Linked DNA regions of Mus musculus: regions 2 and 3 are each linked to region 1. The links are chromatin loops, found by intact Hi-C in ENCODE. Cell type or tissue: gastrocnemius. All regions are shown on one strand. Links, peaks and the distances in the headings refer to the core of each region. The heading gives the core; the rest is flanking DNA.

What was found. Peaks named below come from ENCODE experiments on the same cell type or tissue, not always from the same donor. Only the 100,000 strongest peaks of a DNase experiment are listed, where the experiment ranks them.
Region 2: a loop joins it to region 1, with 2.5 times the contacts of the local background. A loop is called at or near these places in 10 of 42 quality-filtered maps.
Region 3: it touches region 1 in a loop (5-fold over the local background); 39 of 42 quality-filtered maps call a loop at or near these places.

What each region holds. Positions count from the first base shown.
Region 1 is chr10:5,598,045-5,602,996 of GRCm38, reverse strand. The region is part of intron 1 of Myct1 (myc target 1); the gene reads right to left. Among named protein-coding and RNA genes, the nearest start is that of Myct1, 6.8 kb to the right of the region's middle. In gastrocnemius, for the core only: a CTCF peak has its summit at 2,716 (motif pointing left); a DNase peak (open chromatin) is centred at 2,699; H3K4me3 peaks cover 1,514 bases; H3K27ac peaks cover 516 bases.
Region 2 is chr10:5,845,150-5,850,101 of GRCm38, reverse strand. The region is part of intron 2 of Rgs17 (regulator of G-protein signaling 17); the gene reads left to right. It also overlaps the pseudogene Gm18902. Among named protein-coding and RNA genes, the nearest start is that of Mtrf1l, 24 kb to the right of the region's middle. In gastrocnemius, for the core only: a CTCF peak has its summit at 2,943 (motif pointing left); no DNase peak of the experiment used is centred there.
Region 3 is chr10:5,789,040-5,793,991 of GRCm38, reverse strand. Gm30617 (a long non-coding RNA gene) reads left to right here and starts at 2,481. Exons shown (of 3, transcript XR_380053.1): 1 at 2,481-2,678; 2 at 2,915-3,045. In gastrocnemius, for the core only: a CTCF peak has its summit at 3,145 (motif pointing right); DNase peaks (open chromatin) are centred at 2,615 and 3,144.

The DNA of each region.
Region 1 (4,952 bases), core at 1,474-3,973:
TCTCTGGGCTTTCAGTGTGACTCACTTGACCACCCAGTGGGATGCAAGCTTTCTAAGTTCAGGTCTAAATTGCTTTTTGTATTTTTGTTTGTTTGTTTGTTTGTTTGTTTTCGAGACAGGGTTTCTCTGAATACTAGGCCAGGCTGGCCTCGATCTCAGAAATCCACCTGCCTCTGTCTCCCAAGTGCTGGGATTAAAGTTGTATGCCACCACTGCCCGGCAAGAGACTTACTTTCAGTTTTCACCGGGTGGGCATGGTATAGAGCCAAGCAAGTGTGGCGGCCAGTGAAAGATCTGGAGTTCTCCTGTTCCTTATCCCTGTGACTCTGCTATCCTTGATTGACAGGAGTGAATTGCTCTAGGTCATTCAGGTGCTGGCAAACCCTACCTGCCTGTGGGGCAACCCACAGACCAGCAGAAAACCCATCCTGCTGACCCGATGCTGAATTGCCAACCGTAAACGGTCAGCTAATTATCTGATGGTTCTTCTAAGCAATTCTATTTTAAGATGGTAAAAAAACAATCACAAATCCAGCCTTACCCCTTCCTTGTTGAATAAATATTGGTAAATTTGTTGAATCTTACCGATTTCATTTCTTAAAGGAGGCGAGTTAGAATATCTCTAATGCAGACACAAAACAAATAAATGTTAATAAGTACAATTACTACTCCCTAACTTTAGGATATATGTTGTAGTATTCCTTCATTTCTCGTGGCCATACGGATGTCCTGTGGCAATGCTGTCTTCGTTGTTACTGGGTTTATCTTCACATATGATCACATCAAAACTTTCTAAGGAGCTGGAGAGGTGGCTCAGCAGTTAAGAGCACTGACAGCTCTTCTGAAGGTCCTGAGTTCAATTCCCAGCAACCACATGGGGGCTCACAACCATCTGTAATGGGATCTGATGGCCTTTTCTTCTGTGTCTGAAGACAGCTACACTGTACTCATATATATTACATAAATAATTAAGTAAATATTTTTTAAAACTTTCTAAAACACTTCACCCTAAACCAAAAAACTAAGTCCTCTATGAGAATGCTTTAAAATTCTAACATAACTTAGGACAAAGCTACTGAACCCAGTACTCTTTTTTTTTTATATATATTTTTTTATTACGTATTTTCCTCAATTACATTTAGAATGCTATCCCAAAAGTCCCCCATACCGCCCCCCCACCCCCCTACCCACCCATTCCCACTTTTTGGCCCTGGCGTTCCCCTATACTGGGGCATATAAAGTTTGTGTGTCCGATAGGCCTCTCTTTCCAGTGATGGCCTACTAGGCCATCTTTTGATAAATATGCAGCTAGAGTCAAGAGCTCCAGGGTACTGGTTAGTTCATAATGTTGTTGCACCTACAGGGTTGCAGATCTCTTTAGCTCCTTGGATACGTTCTCTAGCTCCAACATTGGGGGCCCTGTGATCCATCCAATAGCTGACTGTGAGCATCCACTTCTGTGTTTGCTAGGCCCCAGCATAGTCTCACAAGAGACAGCTATATCAGTGTCCTTTCAGCAAACGCTTGCTAGTGTATGCAATGGTGTCATCGTTTGGAGGCTAATTATGGGATGGATCCCTGGATATGGCAGTCTCTAGATGGTCCATCCTTTTGTCTCAGCTCCAAACTTTGTCTCTGTAACTCCTTCCATGGTGAACCCAGTATTCTTGTTCCAAAATCTTCCTCACAAAAAGAAGAAGTCCTGGCATTCGGGGCCTAGCAAACACAGAAGTGGATGCTCACAGTCAGCTATTGGATGGATCACAGGGCTCCCAATGGAGGAGCTAGAGAAAGAACCCAAGGAGCTAAAGGGATCTGCAACCCTATAGGTGGAACAACATTATGAACTAACCACTACCCCAGAGCTCTTGACTCTAGCTGCATATGTATCAAAAGATGGCCTAGTCGGCCATCACTGGAAAGAGAGGCCCATTGGTTGTGCAAACTTTATATGCCCCAGTACAGGGGAATGCCAGGGCCAAAAAGTGGGAGTGGGTGGGTAGGGGAGTGGGGGAGTGTATTGGGGACTTTTTGGATAGCATTGGAAATGTAAATAAGGAAAATACCTAATTAAAAAAAAAGAAGAAGTCCTGGCGTTAAAGTTCATTTCTTAGAGGTTTCATAGAGCCAGATATTATTTTTAAAAATCAAATAAATATAATTTAACCTAAAAATTCATCTTACTTTTGTATAAAATGATTCAAAATTAACTTTATCAATGCCCCCAAATCTAAAATTCTCAATATAATGTTTTAGAAATTCTGCAATGTCTTGGCAATGATAGCCCTGAAAAGGGGCATTTTCCATTACAAAAAAAAAAGAGAAAGCCAAGAGGAACAAGTAAAATTATATAATTTAAATATCAGTAGAAGACTGACCAACATCCAAAGTCTAAGTTACCTAGAAAATAAGTAATGGAATACAATTCTCCTTTTGAATATGTTGCTGAGACATGGCATATAAATCAAACATAGCTAAACAAATAGGTTTTTTTATAGACGTGCCTACATAGCCAGTAAGTGGCTGGCATCTAAGCCCTCGGGGAGTTCCAGCTCCTACTGACAGCTGTATAACACACTCGAGGTGTCTGCCCTGCTGTGTGCCCATAACAATCATCAGTACTGTGCCTTCCAACAGGAAGGTCTTAAAATTTCAGTAAGCAAAAACACAGCCTCTAAGCTATAAATGGTGTGAACAATTAGTAGAGGTCGCCATCTAGTGGGCGATTGTTGAATTGTTAGTGATTTTCATCAGTGATCTTCACTGACTAATACATTCAAAGGCCTGAAGTTGCAGGAATCATAAGTTCACTTCCGCCCCAAAAGAGATCATGAGTTCTCTTCTTCCTAAAGTGCAGATGAGGATGGGTTCCGCGGTAGAAATGTTGTGATGGGAAGACCTTTGGGTGAATAGAATTTAGGGCACAGAAATGTGAACGATTGCGATTGACTGACAACGCAAAGCACAAATACAGTCTAGGTTTGACACATCTGCTGGAACATTCTTTTGAGGTCAAGAACAAAACGAGATTCAGCCTTCTCTGGTCTATTCTGTGGCCTCACGTGCACGCCATCACGCGCATCAGGACGTCGCAACTTTTGTAGCGGACTTCATGGTTTATGCTCCTTCCCTTTGCAGCAGCATCCATAGATGCCCTCCTTTTGGAATCAAGTAGTTGAGTTCAATCACATCACACGCGTGTCCACACACCCACCCTCATGCAGAGTCAAAGCAAACTCCTAAAACTGCACAAAAGTCTCCTACCCGAAAGCCCTTGCGGCAGAGAGCTGAGCTCGACATTTGATGCCTCTCTCCTGTTATCTGATCAGGGCCTCATCTCAGCTTCTAATCTGTTCTTTCAAAAATGTGTGTGTAGGTACCTACATGTTTGTTGTTTTTTTTAAATAGTGTTACAGCTGCTACAGTGAGAAGAGTAGTGAGCAAATAAACACGGGCTTGGAAGATTTGGAAGTGGTTTTATCCAGTGGTTCATGATCACAATTCCAAATCAGCAAGTGGAACCAACTTGATGAGTAAGTTGAAGAGATGGAGCCTATGGAGTCCTGAGTAACATCATGAGAGTTTGGTGAGTGACAGGCTGCCTTTATAACAGTGCTTGCTTGCTTTTTATTATTATATTATATATTATAATTTTATTTTTGAGACAGGGTTTCTGTCAGGATAGCTTTGACTATCCTGGAACTCTGTAGAGCAGGCTAGCCTCAAACTCAGAGATCCACCTGCCTCTGTCTCCTGAGTGCTGGGATTAAAGGCATACACCACCACCATCCAGCATGACAGAGGTTACAAATGGCCCTATCACCTCTCACTGTCAAATCCATTTTGGTTTATATGTGTACAGTCCAATGTTTGCACAACAAAAACCCCAAACAATGAAACTCTCAAAACGAACCACATAACTTAGTGGCATATGGCTAATAGGTGTCTATGTATGAATATTCAATAATAATGGAATATTAGTTCTGAACCTAAAATCAATCCGAAAAGGAAATCCTGTAACTTAAAACAGTATAGATAAATCTGAAAGACACTATGGAAACTAAAACAAGCCACGCCCAAAACAGATCAATCTTTGCTGCAGAATTTTTCAAATGTTTTTGTCCAGTGAACATTTTTATAATAAAATATTGAGAAGATATGTCAACATAGTATAAGTGATTTTTACCTGATATGTTTGGAAATATAATTCACATGGCAAATTCTTGGAAAACACAAACTTTCATAACTAAGAAAGGAGTCCGTTGAAAAATCTGAGTGACCCTCTAAGGTTTAAACAATGAATGTGGAGCTGGAGGGACAGCTCAGTGGTTAGAGTGTTGGCTGTCCTTGCAGAGGACACAAATGTGGTTTCCAGCACCCGTGGACCAACAACTCACAACCACCAGTAGCTTTGGCTCTGGATGGATCCAACACCTCTGGCCACTGTGAGCACCTTCACTTATGTGAGAAGCTACCTACACATACACCATAATTAAAATAATTTTAAATTATAAACGTGTTATTTTAAAACTTCCAGCTAAAAGTATCATCTATGTCATACGTAATGCCACCACTAGTGAATTTTCTTAAATAATAAAAATTACCCAACCCAAGTTCTCTGCAAACAATTTCAGATAGTCAAAGAGTAGTGAATACTTTCGACTTGTCTTAAAAGGCTTGCATGACATTGATACCCAAATCTAACTTAGCTATAACAAGAAGAGGCAATTATCACGTTTCATTGCAGAAGTCTGGAGAATAGGTATTCACTAAGAGGCACATACACTTTTGCGAGCACTACCTCAATGCTAGCCTCAGCTTGGTGATGCCCAGTGAGGGATGGACTGTAGATGCAGGTGTTTTTAAGGATCTATGTTTGTCAACACTTGTTCTCCAAAGACCCTAAGTAATAGGCATATGGAAATAATTAGCAGTCTATTCATATGCAACAG
Region 2 (4,952 bases), core at 1,587-4,086, 250 kb before region 1:
CCCCTGCCAAGTCTCAAGCACATTTCTGCTTGTCAGCTGCTAGCAGGTAAGGTTTCCACCGTGCTGATCATGGCAGGAACACTGTGTAAATCACAAGCCTGAGCTGCAGTCTAATGGGTACATTTAAAGAGTAGGATGATTATGCTCACTCCATTTCCATGACAGCGTCTGTTCACTAAGCCAGCATTGATTTTCCCTGCTCAACCCAAGGTACTTGTTTTTCTACAAAAGCATTCACTAACTTCCTTATAAATTGCAAAGAAAATGACAGCGAAGTTGAAGGAGAAGCTCAAAACAGCTTTCCAACCACTCTGAGAATAGAAGAGTCCAATGGTTGGCTTTTATCTTATGATATTGTCTGTAGTTTTGTCCCAGTAATTCTCTTCATTTTGAGGAAAAACAAAGACGTCCTCTTCCTGAAAAGTAAGAAATGTTGACCTTGGCATCACCAGCTTATAACATAGAGGTGCAGTAGAGTTTGATCTGGTCTCACACACGGGGTACTCGTGTCCCACTTCTCAGTGCCTGCAGTGAAGATGTCCCACCCATCCCCAGCAGCCAAGCCCTCCAACTCCAAGAACCCATGAGGCTTCTTTGACATGGACATCGGCGGGGAGCAAGTTGGATGAATTGTTTTAGAATTGTTTACAGATATTGTTCCCAAAGCTGCAGACAATTTTCATGCATTGTGTACAGGAGAAAAAGGAACTGGATCCGTGACCGGGAAGCCTCACCATTTTAAATGATGCCCTTTTCACTGAATTTTTAAGAAATTTATGATTCACGGTGGAGACTTCTCAAATCAGAATGGGACAGGCGGAGAAAGTATTTATGGTGAAAAATTTGAAGATGAAAATTTTCATTATAAGCATGAATGGGGAGGGTTTGCTGAGCATGGCAAATGCAGGTCCCAATATGAGTGGTTCTCAGATCTTTATCACAACAGTTCCGACTCCTCATTTGGATGGGAAACATGTGGTATTTGGTCAGGTCATAAAAGGACTAGGTGTGGCAAGGACGCTTGAAAATGTAGACGTGAATGGTGAAAAACCTGCCAAACTCTGTGTTATTGGAGAATGTGGAGAATTGAAAGAAGGGGACGACTGAGGAATATTCCCCAAAGATGGCTCTGGTGATAGTCATCCAGACTTCCCCGAGGCTGCAGATATAGATTAAAAGGATGTAAATAAAATTTTATTAATATCTGAAGACGTAAAAAAACATTGGAAATACTTTTTTCAAGTCTCAAAACTGGGAGATGGCTATTAAAAATATGCGAAGGTTTTAAGGTACATGGCTAGTTCAAAGGCTGCTATTGAGAAAGCAGATACATCCAGACTGCAACCTATAGCCTTAAGTTGTGTGCTGAATGTAGGTGTTTGTAAGCTGAAGATGTCAGATTGGCAGGAGGCAATTGACAGTTGCTTGGAGGCTCTTGAAATAGACCCTTCAAATACTAAAGCACTATACCGAAAAGCGCAAGGATGGCTAGGATTGAAGGAATATGATCAAGCATTGGCTGATCTTAAGAATGCACAGGAGATAGCCCCAGGAGATAAAGCTATCCAGGCAGAATTGCTTAAAGTCAAACAAATGATAAAGGCACAGAAAGATAAAGAGAAGGCTGAGTATGCAAAACATGTTTGCTTAATAAGGATTAAACTCTCTTTAACTATTATACATTGATTATATAAAGGACAATGGATATTACTGTCTATATGAACCCTGATGTGTTTCCTTTGATCTTTGTCATTGTTTACATAGCAGTGCTGACATAGGTTCCTTATTAATAAAAAGTTAAAAAATAAAAAGAAAAGAAAAAAGAAATGTTGATCTTCTGGCTGAACATCAGCTTAAATAGGTCTAGGTTTTAACCATGAACTTTCTTGTTGAATAAGGTTAGAAATTTGAAAGCTAGTAAGCTTGTCAATGAAACTAAAATACCTGTTTTAGGGTTGGGAATAAAATTTAATACATAGAAAAAAAGGATATTTTTGGAACCTATTTTTAAAAGCATATGTATGTATGTATGCATGCATGGAAGTCAAGAACAAAGAGAGATTGAATCAAGATGGAAAAAATGTATTTTTGTTTTCCATGTATTAAAAGGAAGTAAATGGTTTTTTGTTTCTTTTGTTTTTGTTTCTTCGAGACAGGGTCTCACCATGTAGCTTTGGCTGTGATGGAACTCACTTTGTAGATGAGGCTGGCCTCTGCCTCCCAAGTGCTGGAATTGAAGGCATATGCTGCTATGCCTGGCACGAAGTAAATCTTTCTGCCCAAGCTAAGCTGAAAATGTAGTAATGTAGTAGTAATGTAGAGAATCTACTATCACAATGGCTCTTTCAAAACAGGGGTAGATAGATAGATAGATAGATAGATAGATAGATAGATAGATAGATAGATTATTCTCATACTGATAATGTTAATAAGATCTTGCTAGCATCATTTTTTGTTTTGTTTTGTTTTGTTTTATTCTTCTTGGCGTTGTTTGCTCTTGAGAAAAGGTTTCTCTATGTATTCTTGGCTGTCCTGGAATTCACTCTGAGATCAGGCTGGCCTCGAACTCAGAGATGCACGTTTCTCTGCCTCCCAAATTGAGTGCTGGAACTAAAGGTGTGCACAAGTACACCCAGCAATGTCAGTGGTTTTTAAGATTTTGTTTTCCCAAGTCAAGTGACTGGGGGCCAGAGAGTATTCATTCTCAAAACCCAAAGAGGGAAATAACCGCAGGTTTGCACATAGCTCAAGGTGAAAATCCACTCTCCCATTCCATCTTGATTAGTAAATCCACAGAAAAACTGGACAACTATTGTCAAAGGCCTTGGAAAGGCAGAATTACCAAAATGGGTTACAAGTAAGAAAATGTTTATTTTTCCAAATAAGGATAATTATACTCAGATTTTTTTAGCCTTTCTACTGACTTAGCTTTGTATTTCTAAGGTAACACAGCCATCTAGTGGAGAGAATTTTAATAGCAGATTCTCTTACTGTAGGGATTTAACACTGGTTGAATGCATTCTTATTTCGTTACCTGACATATGATTGTAAAACCCGAATCTTTGTGATGTTGTGTGGTATAATTGGTTGATTTTCTTGAGACCTGGTCTACATAGCCCAGAATGACCTTGAACAAACTTGCTAATAACATTGACTTTCAACCTCTTATTCTCTAGCCTCCATCTCCCCAGTGCTGAGACTACAAACTTGCTCCACCACACGTGGTTTCGAGCAGGTTCATTGAATTGAACTAAAGGATTCATGCATGTTAAGTGCATATTCCTCAACTGCACTACACCCTCAATCCCAACAGAATGCTGTTTTTTCTTTAGCATTTCATTAAACACACTAAAAATATACATTTGTGTTGCCTGAAATTTCCAGACAAAAATTTCACAAACTATTTGGTGCATAGATGCCATTCAAAACCAGGTCATATTACCAAAATCTGGAAACGGTGATATCTGCATTCTAGGTTTGAAACTGACATTTTCTGTGTCCGAAATCAAAGTTATTCCTCCCATAGCTTTAAGATCAGCCCACTTTTGTGACTGATGAAAAAGACAAAAACATCCCAGACAGCTTTTATAACAAGAGGTGGTGGTCATGCTACAAAGCAAAGCTTGCATGAGGCCAGAAGTTAGAGGAGATCAGGCCCAGCCTGCTGCAGTTGTGGGCACTGCACAAGTCAACCTGAGTTTCTGTTTTGTAAATGAAGTGGTGCTGGTTAGTAATTTAGTCCCTATTACCCAAGGAGGGTGGTACCTTTCTGGAGTTTTGCCATTGAAATGGATTAAGTTTGTGCATTTTAATGATTCCTCGCATGTATGTTACATAAGTATATCATCTGCTACTCCCACATCACCACGGCTACTGCAAAGGTTTTGAGCTGTTTACCACTCTCTTCTAGTGACATTTCTAAGGACTAATTGTTTTCTTACAACGATCGACCATCTTCCAAGTGGACTGTGTACTGGCTCTGATAATGAGTGAGGAAACCCATCGTTGGCTTCAGACGTTTCTCTTCCGAGACAATCCACAGTGTTCTCTACAAACAGTCCACCATCCACAGACAGCGCCCACTGTCCTTATTCTCTGAAATGGACTAAACACATTTCCTCCCTCTTCATCTTACCAGGCTCTAATCTCCACACTTGCTTTGCTAACTCTAGCCTGAGTTGTTGATGTTTCCCCTCCCTAGAGTGTTTAGACTTTGATCAAGATTCCCAGAGTGAACACTGGATGTGTGTCATTGTCTTTGTGTCTTAGATTGGAAGATAGGAATGTTCACTTAAAATGTTACCTACCTACCTTTACTCCCAACACTGGAGGCAGAAGCAGGCTGATCTCTGTGAGTTCAAGACTAGCCTGGTCTACAGAGAGAATTCCTGAGAAATCCTGCAGAGGATTTCTGAGAAATTCTCTCTCAGAAAAGAAAAGAGAAAAGAAAAGAAAGAAAGTTATATAGTTACCTAGGTTGAAAGTAGAAAGACAACAACAACGTGCTTAAGGAGGGATCAGTTGATTCTGGCTCCCAAGATGCAGTCCATCATGGAAGGGAAATTAAGACATCAGGAGTGTGGAGCAGATGATCATATCACATCCACAGTCAAGAAGAAGCAATGAATGTGTCTTAGTGTTCAACTCACTTTCCCCATTTTATATAATCTACAATCCCCTGCCCAAAAGTAGTCCCACCTACAATCAAGACAGGTCTCCCTATCCCAACTAATATAACCAATATAACCCACCCCCCACAGGCAAGCCTAGGGTCCCATCTCCCCAGTGGTTCTAAATTCTGTCAAATTAACATTATGACAATTGACAACATGATGACATATATCATTTGAGAACTCACAACTCTTATGTTTGGCGCCTTCACTTTCAACCTTTCAAACACATAGAGTGCTTGAGATGTTGAGAGTCAATAGGAGTTGTAACTTATTACCATC
Region 3 (4,952 bases), core at 1,587-4,086, 190 kb before region 1:
CAGGTGACAGCAGATGCTGTCAAGGATGTGGAGAAAGAGGAACACTCCTCCATTGCTGGTGGGATTGCAAGCTGGTACAACCACTGTGGAAATCAGTCTGGTAGTTCCTCAGAAAATTGGACCTGAGGACCCAGCTATACCACTCCTGGGCATATACCTCAAATATGCTCCAACATATAACAAAGACACATGCTCCACTATGTTCATAGCAGCCTTATTTATAATAGCCAAAAGCTGGAAACAACCCAGATATCCCTCAACAGTTGAATGGATACAGAAAATGTGGTATATTTACATAATGGAGTACTACTCAGCTATAAAAACAATGAATTCATGAAATTTGCAGGCAAATGGATGGAACTAGAAAATATTATCCTGAGTGAGGTAACCCAGTCACAGAAGAACACACACAGGATGCACTCACTGATAAGTGGATATTAGGCAAAAAGCTTGGAATACTCAAGATACAAGATACAGATAATATGAAGCTCAAGAAGAAGGAAGACCAAAGTGTGGATGCTTCAGTCCTACTTAGAAGGGGAAAGAAAATAATCATGGGAGGTAGACGGTGAGAGAGACTTGGGAGGAAGAGAGTATGGAGAGGGGAAAAGAAGGAAGAAGGATCAAGAATGGGAGGAGATGGAGAAGTACAGAGGGTCATGAACTTTAACAGAGGTGTGTAGCAATGGGTGATGGGAAACTGGGAGTAGGCACTAGAAAGTCCCAGAAGACAGGAAAGCAAGATGTTCCCAGGACCCAATGGGGATGATATTAGCTAAAATACCCTACAAAGGGGAGGGAGAACCTGTAGAGACCATATCCAGAATTTAGGCATGGCCCCTGATTGAGGATAGGGCCACTCACCCATCTCAAAAATTTTAACTCAGAATTGCTCCTGTCTGAAGGAAATGCAAGGGCAAAAAGTGGAGCAGAGACTGAGAGAAAGGCCATCCAGGGACTCCCTCACCTGGGAATGCATCCCATCTGCAGACACCAAACCCAGACACTATTGCTGATGCCAAGAAGTGCTTGCTAACAGAAACCTGATACTGTTTCTTAAGCTGTCTTCTTAGAGGCTCTACTAGAGCCTGACCAATACAGATGTGGATACTTGCAGCCAACCATCGGACTGAGCATGGGGACCCCAATGGAGGAGTTAGGGGAAGGACTGAAAGAGCTGAAGGAGTTTGCAACCCCATAGGAAGAACAACAATATCAACCAACCAGAGCCCCTAGATTTCCCAGGGACTAAATCACCAGTCAAAGAGGGACACATGGAGGGACTCATGGCTCCAGCCGCATATGTAGCAGAGGAGGCCTCATCTAGCATCAGTGGGAGGAGAGGCCCTTGGTCCTGTGAAGGCTCCGTGTTATTGATCAGATGCTTTATTCACCTGTCTCTTGTCTTTCAATTTGTTAGCATCTTAGAAGAAACATTTTCATTTTTTCCCTATTGTTCCAAATGACCTCCCCCCCCCCCTTTAAAACTTTATCTGCATTTATTTTATGCTGAATTTATCCCCGGGCCATGGGTTTTTGTTTCTTCAGTTTCTTCTAGGATATCTTTTTCTTCTGTGCAGCCTCCTCTTCTGGCTTTGGAACGATCTGTTCCTTCTCAGTGAGAGATGATGTCAATGTGGCAGGGGGAGCTCATGTGTGGGTTAATCCGGCCATGAGCTCTGTAGGTTCGTCGGCGATCTTAGGTACCTTGTTCACCTGGATATGTTCAATAACTAGAGAATCTACGTCTAAACCCTTAAGTTCAGCGTTACTCTCGGCATTTTTAAGCATGTGCAGCAAAAATTCAGCACTCTTTTTTTGGCCACCGACCCTGTGTCCAGCCCCACTGTTTGGCCTGGGCGCACCTACAGACTCCACCATTATACTGCCGGAATGGCACACATTGCTTCTTTAAAGTGACATCCTTCGGATACTTGGTGGCTTTCCGGATATGCATACCCTTGATGGCCTGGGCAGTTTCCCCGGTGTTCTTAAAGTGATTTGCATGATTTTGTGGGGTTTTCTGGGTCAAGAGAGTAGCGAACCATCGTGGCAGGTGACCTCTGGCCCATGATTTCCCTTCTATAGATCACGTTTTTCATGTTATAGCTAAGTAGTAAGTAATAATCTACTTACACAGCAATTTTCTTCCACCTTCATTTTTAGAAACTTTACATTAAAAAAAAATCATTACATTTATTTATTTGGGTGGGTACAAGCCTGCTATAGGGCATAGATGTGCAGGTCAAAAGTCAACTTGTGGAAGTTGGTTCTCTTCTGGTATCCCGTGGGGCCAAGGGATGAACTCTGGTCGTTAGGCTTGGCAGCAAGCACCTTTACCAGCTGAGCCATCTTACCAGCCCAGCTGTACACGGTATAATTTTATGTTTAGAGTCAATGATTAGTCTGCAATTCTGAGAAGAGTGGGAGAATTGTACTTCTTGTAAGACCCGGTTGACCCTGCTCTCTGGATTAAAATCTAGACCACAGGATTCCCTAATTGGTGCGTGTTCGAGTAAGAACACACATTATATTCAGAAGAGGCTGGCAGTGGCCAAGTGAGATCCCAGCTGGACATTCAGCTTGGCGGCGACTCCCTTCCATGGCCCCTCTGATCAAGCCGGAGAGCAGCCCGCGTTACCCACGACCCGTGTTTCATCATCCTGCTGGAGTGTGAGGTGAATGACTATTTTGTGTCCCTTGGATAACACTTTGACGGCAGATGCAGATTAACTGAGACCTTACTCTTCGTGAAGACCCTTCAGATTTGACAGTCCTGTGTATCAGTCAACTCTCCTCTCAGATGTCGGGAATGATGGATTAGCGATCCTGCTAAACCCCAGTGTGCCCATACGCATGGGTGTTTTCAACCTCGCTGTTGCCCACTTCATAGAATCAAATGCTGTCTTCACAGGTTAGCCCTGAGATCAACTTACAACGCACCAACGCTGTTGGGTACCAGAAGACGAACATTTCCAGGACTCTGCCTAGGAATCTTGCCATGCCTTTTAAACACAACTCGAAGGCCCTCTGAAGACTTAATAGGTGAGAGATGGATCGTTTCTCTACTGCCCTGACTGTATGGCATTTTCCCCTTTTCTTCAAATTATACTTCAACAGTTTGAACACCTTACCACGAGATGGCGCGCGTTCAACGCCGTCCTTTTCAGTGTTCATTCCTGTGAATCTAATATAAAAAGGGATGGAAGAATAGTATTGCTTTTCTATCCAATTTATGTTGCCAGGTTAGAAAATCAAGTACATATATATTGCTATATTAAAATAGTTATATTTTAAACAGTTTAACTTTTAGTCTCAGACGTGAAGGGTAAATCTCACTTCTTCAGTTCAATATTCTTCGTACAAAGCAAAAACAAAATCAGATGGCCACTTTTCATCTTGTGATTGAGACAATCATATATTAGATTTACTGGGTAATTAAACACTATGGCATTCACCTGAGATTCAAAGAAGTCTTTTCTGGCACCATAACTAATGTGTCAAGCTAGAGGACTGTAATGTTCAGAGCTCAAGTTATTGTTTTTTTTTTTTTTCTTTTATTAGAAGAAATCATTTTATTCTAGATATGGCGGTGAGAGTACATTTACTAGAAAAATGAGGAAAAGGAATCTAAAAAGATCTTAAATCAACACTGAGGTTAGATATCCACTATGTTTTGCTGATGTAATGCTGAGCTGCTACCTTGTAAAAAGTAAATTTATCCACAACAGAGAGATGGAGTCAGAAGCAAGGTACACTGAGAGATTTTATTTTACCTTTGTTTGTTTCTTTCTTTGTTTCTTTCTTTGTTTGTTTGTTTCTTTCTTCCCTCCCTCCCTCCCTCCCTTCTTTCTTTCTTTCTTTCTTTCTTTCTTTCTTTCTTTCTTTCTTTCTTTCTTTCTTTCTTTCTTTCTGTTTTTTGAGACAGGGTTTCTCTGTATAGCCCTGGCTGTCCTGGAACTCACGTTGTAGACCAGGCTGGCCTCGAACTCAGAAATCCACCTGCCTCTGCCCACCACGCCTGGCTTACCTTTATTTATTTGTACATGTACGATGTACATGTATGTGTGGAGACCAGAAGAGGGTATACCATTCCCTGGTCACAGGCAGCTGTAAGCCATCTGACATGGTGTTGGATCTGAACTCTGGTCCTATTATGCATGAGTACTGGACACTCTCAGCTATTTCTCCCACCTACCATGAGATTTTGTTTTTCCAAAGCCCCTGTGACACAGTGGTGGCACCTGATTCCTCCTCATCAGATGCTGGTGGCTTCAACTTCTTTCTCACTATTTTACCTTGGACAAAATCATTTTTTAACATGGATAAGCTGTTTTCAAAGCATATAGAAAAGAGAAGACTGCCTACCTATACTATTGATACAATGGTTAAACTAGAAAACACAAGAGAAATACTAAACAATTGTGACATAAATAACTAAACGTAACTAGCATTTCAGTTTCTTATGGCCAAAATGTTAATTATTATAATGACAGTCAAAATGAAGGAATCCCTTCCAATAACTATGTGATTTTTTCTTTTTTTGGGTTTTTGAGACAGAGTTTCTCTGTGTAGCCCTGGCTGTCCTGGAACTCACTCTGTAGACCAGGTTGGCCTCAAACTCAGAAATCTGCCTGCCTCTGCCTCCCAAGTGCTGGGATTAAAGGTATGCACCACCACGCCTGGCACGACTTTGTGATTTTTATAGCCAAAATAATCTTGTGTTAAATTTTTTCTCATCTGTATTACTGTGCTACTGATAATGAAAAAGCTTTTTGTCTTCAGTAGGACAACTAGGGAAGATAGACTTACTGCCAGATAAAATAAGCTGTTCCAGTATGGAACCAATGAACCTTTAAATAACTTCAAAGTGTTACCTTAGTTTTTAAAAGTTATTCCTTTGTTCTTAGTTAGAACATCTATTGAGCTCCTTCTGTATACAATGTGAGCTT